4 separate regions of the Mus musculus genome follow, and regions 1, 2 and 3 are each linked to region 4. Evidence: chromatin loops called from intact Hi-C (ENCODE). Cell type or tissue: heart. All regions are shown on one strand. Region 1 has its middle 33 kb from the start of Mir30c-2. Region 2 has its middle 33 kb from the start of Gm29506. Region 3 has its middle 47 kb from the start of Gm29506. Region 4 has its middle 16 kb from the start of Mir30a.

Region 1 (2,500 bases), 68 kb after region 4:
CCAATAAAACTCACTGAAGCTGCCTCCAAATTTAACATTGTAATTTTCAAGGAAATTTCATCATTTCTTTTGTCTGTGACTATTAAAGATGCAGTTAGCTGTCACATCGAAAAATCCCGTATATAATCCCCAAGTACAAACACCCCGCAGTGCACACATCTGAGAGAATATGTAACAAGAGACGCATAATGGGAGCGAAGTTGTGAGCAGTTCCACTCCCAACTTCCGCATAACCTCAGTGGGCTGGCTCCCCAGCGCAGCGCTGAGGAGACCGGATACTGGACTGGGAAAACAATGTCGCTGGAATATTGACTGAAAGTAATTTGAATAGAATTAAGATGAATCTTTTCCTAAAGCCACTTCATTCTCTTTTGGGTTGTTTGCATCGCTGTCAGCAGGTACAGATGCCTGGCTCTTTCAAAAAAGAATCCTTATGTGAAGTATTGAGTGGTAGAACTATCCCCAGTCTCTTTAATGGCGCTCATCTCCATTGGGGATTCTGCAAAGGACACTGTTTGCTACCAAAGTAAATCAGTATTTCGAACGTTTCTTTTGGTTTTTAATTCTAGTTCCTATAAACATTTCCACCATAACTTGAGGCAAATTATACGGAAGCTGTTTCTTTTTTTCTTTTTTGATTTTTTGTTTTTCGAGACAGGGTTTCTCTGTATAGCCCTGGCTATCCTGGAACTCACTCTGTAGACCAGGCTGGCCTCGAACTCAGAAATTCGCCTGCCTCTGCCTCCCAATTGCTGGGATTAAAGGCGTGCGCCACCACGCCCGGCTGCTTCTCTTAAAGTACAAACCACCCCAAAAATATCAGTGTGCCTACTGCTGTAAGTATTTCGCTGGCTTTTATTTTTAAAAGGTTTAAATATCCATCCACCCACCCCAAGATGGTATAACATTACATAAAGACAGATGAGGCAATGCGTGTTCTGTGACCTTTGAAGCATTTAAGTTACTGACATATTAGACCCAATTTGAATTGAATTCACAAGGTTTCTTATTTGTACAACTCCATGGCTTATTTTAAGTATATAGATACTGGCTGGTGGTTTCAAAAGCACATTTTGATGACTGAAACAGGACAGGAATGCTTCTTCAAACATATTTTCGTTATTGCTTTTATTTCTAAAGAGCATCTAAAATGTTACCAGATATTCGGCTGTAATGACCGAAAATAAACAGTAGAGGGCACTTTGGTTCTCTAAGAAAATAAATTGTTCCAAAATCTTTTGTAAATCGGCAAAATAACGGATGCAGTTTGGACTACATGAGAAGCTTAAACAAAAATGTAAAAATAAAATAAAATAAAATAAAATAAAATAAAATAAAATAAAATAAAATAAAATAAAATAAAATAAAATAAAATAAAATAAAATAAAATAAAAATCTCTGCTTGCTGTGAACAAAGCAAAGCTGTCTTGGGTTAACTGAAGCATCTTTGTTTAGTCAGCCTATAAGGAAAAAGACTGCCCTGCAGAAGAAAAATCAAAACCATTCTGTGGGCTACAAATTGAGGCTCCATCATATCGAGAATATTTCATTTAAGCAAATAAACAAAAAAACTCACATTCAGTTTGAAATGGCCTGACATACTAAATGTTTCTGACTTAAATCAGTAGTCGTTGCTTTGTCTTGCTTTAATAAAATGCTAGGCAAAAAACAACTTGTGAGTGGAAGGTTTTATTTGGCTTGTAGTTTGTGACCTACCGTCAGGGCAAACCAAGGCTGTAGCTCCAGACGAGAGCTGGAAGCAGAAGCCGCTGGATGCTTACTGCCCTGCTCCTCTGGTTTGTTGGGCTACCTTTATGATACAGCCTTGTCCCACCTACCTAGGAATGCCAACTCGCATAACAGACTGAGACATTCTATACCACTAGGAAGCAATCAAGGAAATGTCCCACAGGCCAATCCAATAGAACCGATAATCCAATAGAATAGATTCCCTCCTTGTAAGTGTACCTACATTTTCATGAAGTTGACAAAAACGCACCAAAACATTCACCTTATCTAGGCTTTCTAGACATAAAGCGAATGTTCTCACTGCCTAAGAAGTAGTGGTAAGTGACAGTGTATGCTTCTTCTATATTGGTTGACACTCCTAACAGTTGGCCTATGGATTATGCAATATTTAGTTTCCTCTAGAATCGTCTTTATTACCATCCTTGTCATTCTGCTCATAAGTCATTTTGTGGCACAACGGCTTCCTTGTGCTACGTACAAATTTATCCTAGTTTTATATATACACAAGGAACACTAAATGGACTCCTGAGGTTGTGTTTATATATTTATGCATATATGTAACGATAATAATTAAAGAAAAATAAGGCCATGAATTTGTGGGGGAGAGGGAGCAAAGAGGAGACACAGGGAAGGCCAGAAAGACAAGAGGGAAGTTGAAATGATGTAATTGTATTTTAACTTAAAACTTAAAGTTGAAAATGAAAATGTGAGAGAGAACACGCCAAGTAAGGTAATAGACAATTAAATCTAA
Region 2 (2,500 bases), 54 kb before region 4:
TCTAAAATTCATGAGCAACTTCAAAAACACAGACGTAGAAGACAAACCATTGAGCCTAGACATTAGAGAACTAGGCACCTCTAACAAAACTGGCGTGTGTCCTATTTTTGGCAGCAGAGAAGTTTAGAATTTGTTGGGTTTCTACAGTGGATCAAGAGGTAATTTATATGAGATTCTTCTTGCGTGTGTACGTATGCATGTGTGTGTGGAGGCTGGAGGTTTACATTATATACCATTCTTCAGTCACTCTGTCACCATATTACTTTAAATTATGTAATTTATTATGCTTGTGCTTGTGCATGCATGAGTACATATAACAACTAGCCACATAGAGGTCAGGGGAAAACATTTGGTTGTTGGTTTTTGCTTTCTGCTCTGTATTCCAAGGACAAACCTCAGGCCATCAGGTTTTTGTGACAAGTTCCATTAGCACGTATACCATCCTGCTTGCCTCTCCATCTGATTTTTTTAAGACAGGGTTTTTCACTGAACCTGGAACTCATTGATTCAGCAATAGAATCCCTGGTGACATCTGAGGAGCCTTCTGTCTCTACCTCCTTAACCTCTGGGTTTATAGATGTATACATGTGGGAGCTGAGGATTAAACTTGGGTCCTCATTCTTGTAGTAAGCTTGGTAGATTAAACCATCTCCCCAGCATGTGTGTGCGCACGTGCACACACGTGAATACATCATATACACCCACCCACACCCACACCCACCCACACACACACACACACACACACACACACACACACACACACGCACACACACACATACTTTCTCTCTCTCTCTTTCTGTTTGGGTTAAAAATAGAAATACAGATAAAAAGTAAAAATAACATCAAGTAGAGACCTACTGTGTAAAAATTGTCACTTCAGATCAGAATCCAGTCCAGTGTGTAAGAAGGCTCTTGATGTGCTTGCTCAGTCTTTTAAATATCCCTCTATTTTATTCATTTTCCCTTTAAAAGACAAAACAAACCAAAAAGGGAAAAAAAAGAGGAAGCAAGTTATATAATCTACACCCTGGATGTCTAATCATTTTTATTTCTTATTGCAGTTTGAATTAGAAAGGAACACTCAGTCCCAGAACATGGTAATTCATCTCCTGTTTCTTTGTCTGCAGCAAGAACTAGGAGATAGTTCAGAGCCATTGCCAGTCAGAAAATACAACAACGCTGCACTCCGATCTCATCTGTTTACTGGCAGATCACAGGCCACTTCCCTCAAATCTCAGACATCCTGTTAGGTCTGAGAGGCTCCATCCAAGGATACCTAGAGAACTTCAGAAAAGAAAGGGCATCTGAAAAGCCCCCTCTTTTTTGTTCTTTGAACAGAGTTGAGTAAAGTTTTTAAAATACTCCCCACCCTTGTTCGTTCCTTAAGGCAGCACCAAGATGTAATTTGAATGGAAGCCAGAAGCAGAGACACACTTAATATGTGAATGCCGGAGGAAGTGGTTTCCTTAGCAATAACAGGCATGTGAAAGTCAAAACTTCCTTTCCTTCCCATGTGATTCCCCCCCCCCCTTTTTTCAAAGCAATTCAGATAGAGGACAATGGAATTGAATTCCAAGCACCCACAGTGTTCATGAATTGCTAAGCAATGATTCACCAAGTACCCAAATTACTCCAGACTACTTGAGCATTTTATTAGTGAAATTGCTTTGTTTTAAAACTTTCCTTCCTCACTTCATACATCAGTTTTCCTCATTCCTGTAGGCCACTTGTCTGCCACTCTGACAAAGCAGAGCTATACCAAGCAATCACAAGTAGGGGTTGATACAGGGTAGAACAGAGCCAACTCTAGTCATAACTCATCTCTCCCTTACAGAAAGTAGAGACACATACAGAAAAAATATCTTTCATAACTGAAACATGCTGTTTACTAGGGATAAACATTATGAATTAAATTAGTGGGGATTCCTTCGATTCCAGTTTAGAAACACTTAAATTTTCATTCATGGTAATTACTGATTTGTCTTGACCCACTCATTCTAAAGGAAAACTGGAAAGGGTTAGGGGTTACGTGGGTCTTACTGTAAGTAGCATGTTCTGCTTGGTCCTTGAAGTTAAATGGTAGTGTCCTATTCAAAAATACAGCAGAAGACCATGGCTTAAGTCTCTCTTGTTCCTTCAATTAAGTTGCAGTGTTCTTAAGGAACACACATGACTGTTTTATGAAATTTCTCTTTGTAGTTGGCAAACTGTGAATCAAAAAGTCACTAACACCATTCAACTCAACTTCTTAGCAATTCTTTTTCAATTTTACCCTTTTTTAAAGGTTACTTGTATGTTGGAAATGCTGCATACATGTGAATGCAGGTGCCTGCTGAGGCCTGGGTCATTGAGGCCTGGAGCTTGAGTTAGGGTAGTTGTAAACTGCCCTACTGTATAAGTATACTAGTCTACAGAAGTAATACGCATTTTTAACTTCAGCCCCATCATTGAAATGCTATGAGATGCTTGCAGTCTAAGCTGCCAGACAGCCCCAGGCCCT
Region 3 (2,500 bases), 68 kb before region 4:
GTTAGAGAAAGGACTGAAGGAGCTGTAGGGGTTTGCAACCCCATAGGAGGAACAGTATCAACCAACTAGAGCCCCACAAGCTCCCAGGGACTAAACCACCAACCAAGGAGTACACATGGAGGGACCCATGGTTCCAGTCGCATATGTACCAGAGGATAGCGTTGTTAGGCATCAATGGGAGAAAAGGCCCTTGGTCCTGTGAAGGCTTCATGCCCCAGTGAAGGGGAATTTGAGGGTAGGAGGTGGGAGGTTAGGGGGAGCACCCTCATAGAAGCAGGGGGGAGTATGGGATAGGGGGTTTCTGGGAGGTGGGGGGGCACCGGGAAAGAAGATAACATTTGAAATGTAAATAAAGAAAATATCTGATAAAAGAAAATATCTAATAAAAGAAGAAAAAAAGAAATAAAATTGGGTTTTCTGGGAAAAAAATGTTCATCATATTAGAAAATAATGCAACATTTCCCTTCAAAACTGTGAGTGTAAAGTCTACCTTTACTCTAATGGAATAAATTAAATACATTACCACAGCGTGCCCTCTCCATCGACCTCTCTCTGTCCCCCACCCCCATGCCTGTGTTGAGCACACATTGGCTATGGTTCAACAGGGGCACTGGTTACTGGTTACAGCACTGAGTCTCTCACAGGGAGTTTCCAAATGTGGCGATAATACTTTACTTTCAGACCCAAGCTCTCCAGAGTTTATACATGGAGACTTTAGTAGGGGAGTGATTTTGCACACACTAATCATTATTTCAATCAGCAACAAGGAGAAAAAGGATGAAGGAATTCTCCACGGAAGGCGTCCCTTCTTGTCCTCTTGTGGGAAAACATCAGAGATCTCTAAGGCTACTTCCTCCTGTCCTCACTGCTGGGTTTGTGTTTGATTTGGAGGAGGGAAGTGTTGTGGGGGGGGAGGTGCAGGGGTTGGTTTTTTAAAGATTTTACAACTAAATGACTTGGGACACTGGATTTTTGCTACAGTAACAACTGCAAATGGATATTTATATAGCCTTAGGTCAGCCCCAAGAGCTTAAGAGTTTATTTTTAGGTCTCTGCTTGGCCAAGGGGGAAGCATGGTAAATGAACCTTATGTTCTTACATGGGCATGCAGCTGGACTCAAGTCTGACAGGAGGCCCTGGAGAAGACTCGGCTTTATTACAGAGACCCAGACAATGGCAACATTACTTCTGTTTGTTTGGCTTTTTCTCTCCCCCTTTTTTTTTTTTTCTCCATACTTACTTTCACTTTTAATATTTGTGGGCCGTAAATTTCTTGAAGATTAAAAAGGAAAAAAGACAAAGACTTTTAAGAAATACAAATACAAAACCTCGTAACTTGAGCTAATCAGTGCTTACGTGCTTCCTGGCATGAAGGCCCCCAGACACAATTCAGGCTAGTGTTTGAGACATGAAGCAGCATTATCTACTGTACTGGCTGGTTTTGTGTGTCAACTTGAGACAAGCGGGAGTTATCAGAGAAAAAAGCTTCAGGTGACGAAATGCCTCCATGAAATCCAGCTGTAAGGCATTTTCTCAACTAATGATCAAGGGGTTGGAGGGGGGTCCATTGTGGGTGGTGCCATCCCTGGGCTGGTAGTCCTGGGTTCTATAAGAAAGCAAGCTGAGCAAGCCAGGGGAAGCAAGCCAGTAAGGAACATCCCTCCATGGCCTCTGCATCAGCTCCTGCTTCCTGACCTGCTTGAGTTCGAGTCCTGACTTCCTTTAGTGATGATGAACAGCAATGTGGAAATGTAAGGTGAATAAACCCTTTCCTCCCCAACTTGCTTCTTGGTCATGATGTTTGTGCATGAATAGAAACACTGACTAAGACACCTACACATCAGTTTCAAGGCTACGTATGAAAAAAGACCACAAAATAAATCAATATAGTGAAAATAATTATCAAAATGTAACATTTAGAAATAATTGGTTAAATCAAATGTATTGTTAATTTACACCTCTTCTTTTTCTTGAATTTTATTTATTAATTATATTTTTGGTGTCCTTTGTTTTGCTCTGTTTTGAAATGGGATCTCACTATGCAGCCTAGTGGGCAGCAGACTCACAGAGAGGTCAGCTTGCCTCTGCCTCCCTGTGCAATTATTAAAGGCACTGGTGGGCTCACCAGGCATCCTGCTCACCAGGCATTATTGTTCCTTTTAAGGTGTGACACAAGACAAACTTTAATCACATACTGAAGTCACAAGATCTTTGCTCCACAATGTGATAGAACACAAGATTTAAAATCCAGGCTCTGAAGTAAATTCACCTGGGTTCAAAGTCTGCTGCTCTGCTGTTCCGAGGAGACCTTGGTCAAGTCATGGGTGATCTGTGTTACAGATTTACTTATAAATTGCCAACCCTGTATCACAGGTTATATGACCGTGAGCTCTGCTCAGAGCTCAGCACAAAGAAGAAATTCAGAGAAAGGTGCTTGAATTATTGTCTTCAGAATCCAGGGACTGGGAGGCCGTTTTAGTTCCTCTCTGTTTGAGAAACA
Region 4 (2,500 bases):
CCTCATTCCATAGTTAGTAATGCTGTTTGGGGAGGCTTAGGAAGTGTGGCCCTATTGGAGGAGGTATTTCTCTGGAAGCTGGCTTTAAGAACACAGCGTTCCTTGCTGTTTTGAGTTGCCTTTCTTTCCTTCCCGCTTGGGGCTTAAGATCTGAGTCCTCAGCTTCTGTTCCTGCCACCTGCTACCCCGGCCCCCAACTCTGTCATCATGAACTCTTATCCCAAGTGGAACTGCGAGCCCAAAGTAATCCTCCTGAAAGTTGACTTGGTCCTGGTGGGTTTTCACAGCAAGCACGTACTAGCTATAGAAAATAAGCAAACATCTATGCTGCTTCTATGTAGTGCGACTTTGACCGCCATCTTAAACTAATGCCTTTTATAGGTAGCCAGAGATATCTTACAAATATATCCTCTGTATCTATACGCTTCTATTCAGGTATTTCACTCAAGTCTCACTGAATATAGTTTGTGCGACTTTGTTTTAGAAATAAGATTCTCAACTGGATACTGTGATGAGCTTTTGATGCCAGCACTCAGGAGGCTGAGGGAAGAGGATATTGGGTTAAAGCAGATTGAATTACACAGAAAGGCCCCATCTCAAAACAGCAACATAACAATAAGGTTCACTTTTTAAGTCCTAAATGCAATTTTCCTTTAGGAAAAGAAAAATCATATATGCCACTAATGGTCTGGATTTTTATTAGAACAGAAACTAGCAGGTTTGAGATACCTGGTGCTCTGGCTAATTCTTTAAGAACACAGATGTCCAAGACCGCAGAAAAAGCAATTTGAGTGCTGTCTGCTTATGCATTCCGTTTTCTAATGCGAGACGCCTTACTTAACTTTAAAAATTAATAACGTTGATTAATAATGTTCCAACCTATGTGTGCAGCTCTCTTGCATGAGAGCAGTCTGGGTTTGAGGGCGGAGATCTTGCTGAACCTCACAAGCACACGTCACCTGCCTACAATGAGGGCAGTCAGGCTCCAGACCTGCCCAGGCCTACTCCCTCGCGACGCTGCCCGGCCCGACTGGACTTGCTCTGGGCGGCAGGATCAGGTCCCACCTCTGGGCTCTGAGCGGTTCGCTCTTCGAGGATCAGGGCGGGTGTGTAGCCGGAGTCGCTTCCTATTGGCCGACTTGCCGGGCGTCCGGACATCTGATTGGACGGCCCCGCCTCCCCACGGGCTGAGCTCATTGGACGGCGCCAGCCGAGGGGGCGGGGCGCGTTCCCCCCGGGTTCTTGAGCGAGCGCGCCGGGCCGCTGAGCCGGGCTGAGGCGCGGGAGCGGGGCTGCGCGGCGGGCTGCGGAGGTAGGGAGCGCGGCGGGCGGCGCGGGTGGTGAGGGCGGCGGGCCCGCGGCTGGCTGCTCGTGCCCCGCGAGCGCCCCGGGCAAGAAGAGCTCGCCGCAGTCCTTGGCGGGCGGGGACGGAGCTGCGGGCGCGCCCAGCCCTCCACTGTCCTGTCAGCCGCGGCCACCACACACACGCACACACAGACACACACATTCACACACGCGCGCGCACACACACACACACACACACACACACACACATACACACACACACACAAAGAGCGCGGCGGCGGTGCGGGGAGGCTCGCCCGGGCCCGCAGCGCTCAGGCCGCGGAGACAATGCGGCGGGCCGGACTCCGCGACGTGCGAGCCGGGAAAAGTTTGAGGCTTCTCCTCAGGCTGGGCCGAGCCGGGCCGCGGCTTTGGGGAGCCGGCTTCGGGACGGGGCCCGCGAGCTCGAGCGCCTGCGCGGCCCGAGGCGTGAGGAGAGCCTTTAATACTTTTTTTTGGAGCGGGCGGGGAGAACAAATACAAGTGCGGTCGGGCGAGAGGCGCTGGCGTGCCGCTGACGCGGGGACGGTATCCGTGGGAACCTCTCGGGGGCGAAGGCTGTCCGGGGCCTGGCGGGGGCGGGGTGGAGAGGTTAGAAGGTCGCAGAGCTGCGCTGCTTGCGACTGGCTCTGCTTGACCTTGGACCAATGATTTAACCGCTTAGATCACCTCGTGGGTGATCTCGGAGGCGACAGCCGCTCGAGTCTTGTAGCTTTGAAATGTGTCTCCGATGGAGATTTTTTTTTTTCTTTTCTTTTCTTTTTTCTCCAAGCCTCGTTGTGGTGCGGGAGTTGTGAAATGGTAGGCCGGGATATATTTATATGCACCCGGGACTCACCCTTCAGCCTTTCTCAGAAGTAACTTTTAAGTCGGGTGGCTTAAACACACCGATCCTTCCAGAGTGCAAAATAAGGTATCCATTACTTTATTTGCAATTCTTAAGACTGGTCTAGATACCCTGTTCGAAGTCCTTGAAGTCCTAGGGCCAGGACAGAACCAATCCTGAGGGTGAAGTGGCAGGTGCCCCCAGCAAGCCCTTCTCCAGGCATTTTGGAGAAGCGTGAAGTATTTATTATGCAAAGGAGAGCATAAACCAGGGCAGGCGTTTGTGTTTATGGCGTTGGTTTCTGTATCACTGGTTTCTACTGAAAAGTTT

What was found. Hi-C counts contacts between places; a loop is a spot of excess contacts. Peaks named below come from ENCODE experiments on the same cell type or tissue, not always from the same donor. Only the 100,000 strongest peaks of a DNase experiment are listed, where the experiment ranks them.
Region 1: a loop joins it to region 4, with 2.7 times the contacts of the local background. A loop is called at or near these places in 3 of 42 quality-filtered maps.
Region 2: a loop joins it to region 4, with 6 times the contacts of the local background. A loop is called at or near these places in 6 of 42 quality-filtered maps.
Region 3: a loop joins it to region 4, with 6 times the contacts of the local background. A loop is called at or near these places in 5 of 42 quality-filtered maps.

What each region holds. Positions count from the first base shown.
Region 1 is chr1:23,323,242-23,325,741 of GRCm38, forward strand. No RefSeq gene overlaps it. Among named protein-coding and RNA genes, the nearest start is that of Mir30c-2, 33 kb to the left of the region's middle. In heart, a CTCF peak has its summit at 1,185 (motif pointing right); no DNase peak of the experiment used is centred here.
Region 2 is chr1:23,201,466-23,203,965 of GRCm38, forward strand. No RefSeq gene overlaps it. Among named protein-coding and RNA genes, the nearest start is that of Gm29506, 33 kb to the right of the region's middle. In heart, no CTCF peak of the experiment used is centred here; a DNase peak (open chromatin) is centred at 1,206; H3K27ac peaks cover 1,359 bases.
Region 3 is chr1:23,187,028-23,189,527 of GRCm38, forward strand. No RefSeq gene overlaps it. Among named protein-coding and RNA genes, the nearest start is that of Gm29506, 47 kb to the right of the region's middle. In heart, no CTCF peak of the experiment used is centred here; a DNase peak (open chromatin) is centred at 974; H3K27ac peaks cover 1,707 bases.
Region 4 is chr1:23,255,009-23,257,508 of GRCm38, forward strand. No RefSeq gene overlaps it. Among named protein-coding and RNA genes, the nearest start is that of Mir30a, 16 kb to the right of the region's middle. In heart, a CTCF peak has its summit at 1,048; DNase peaks (open chromatin) are centred at 1,093 and 1,833; H3K4me3 peaks cover 1,807 bases; H3K27ac peaks cover 2,090 bases.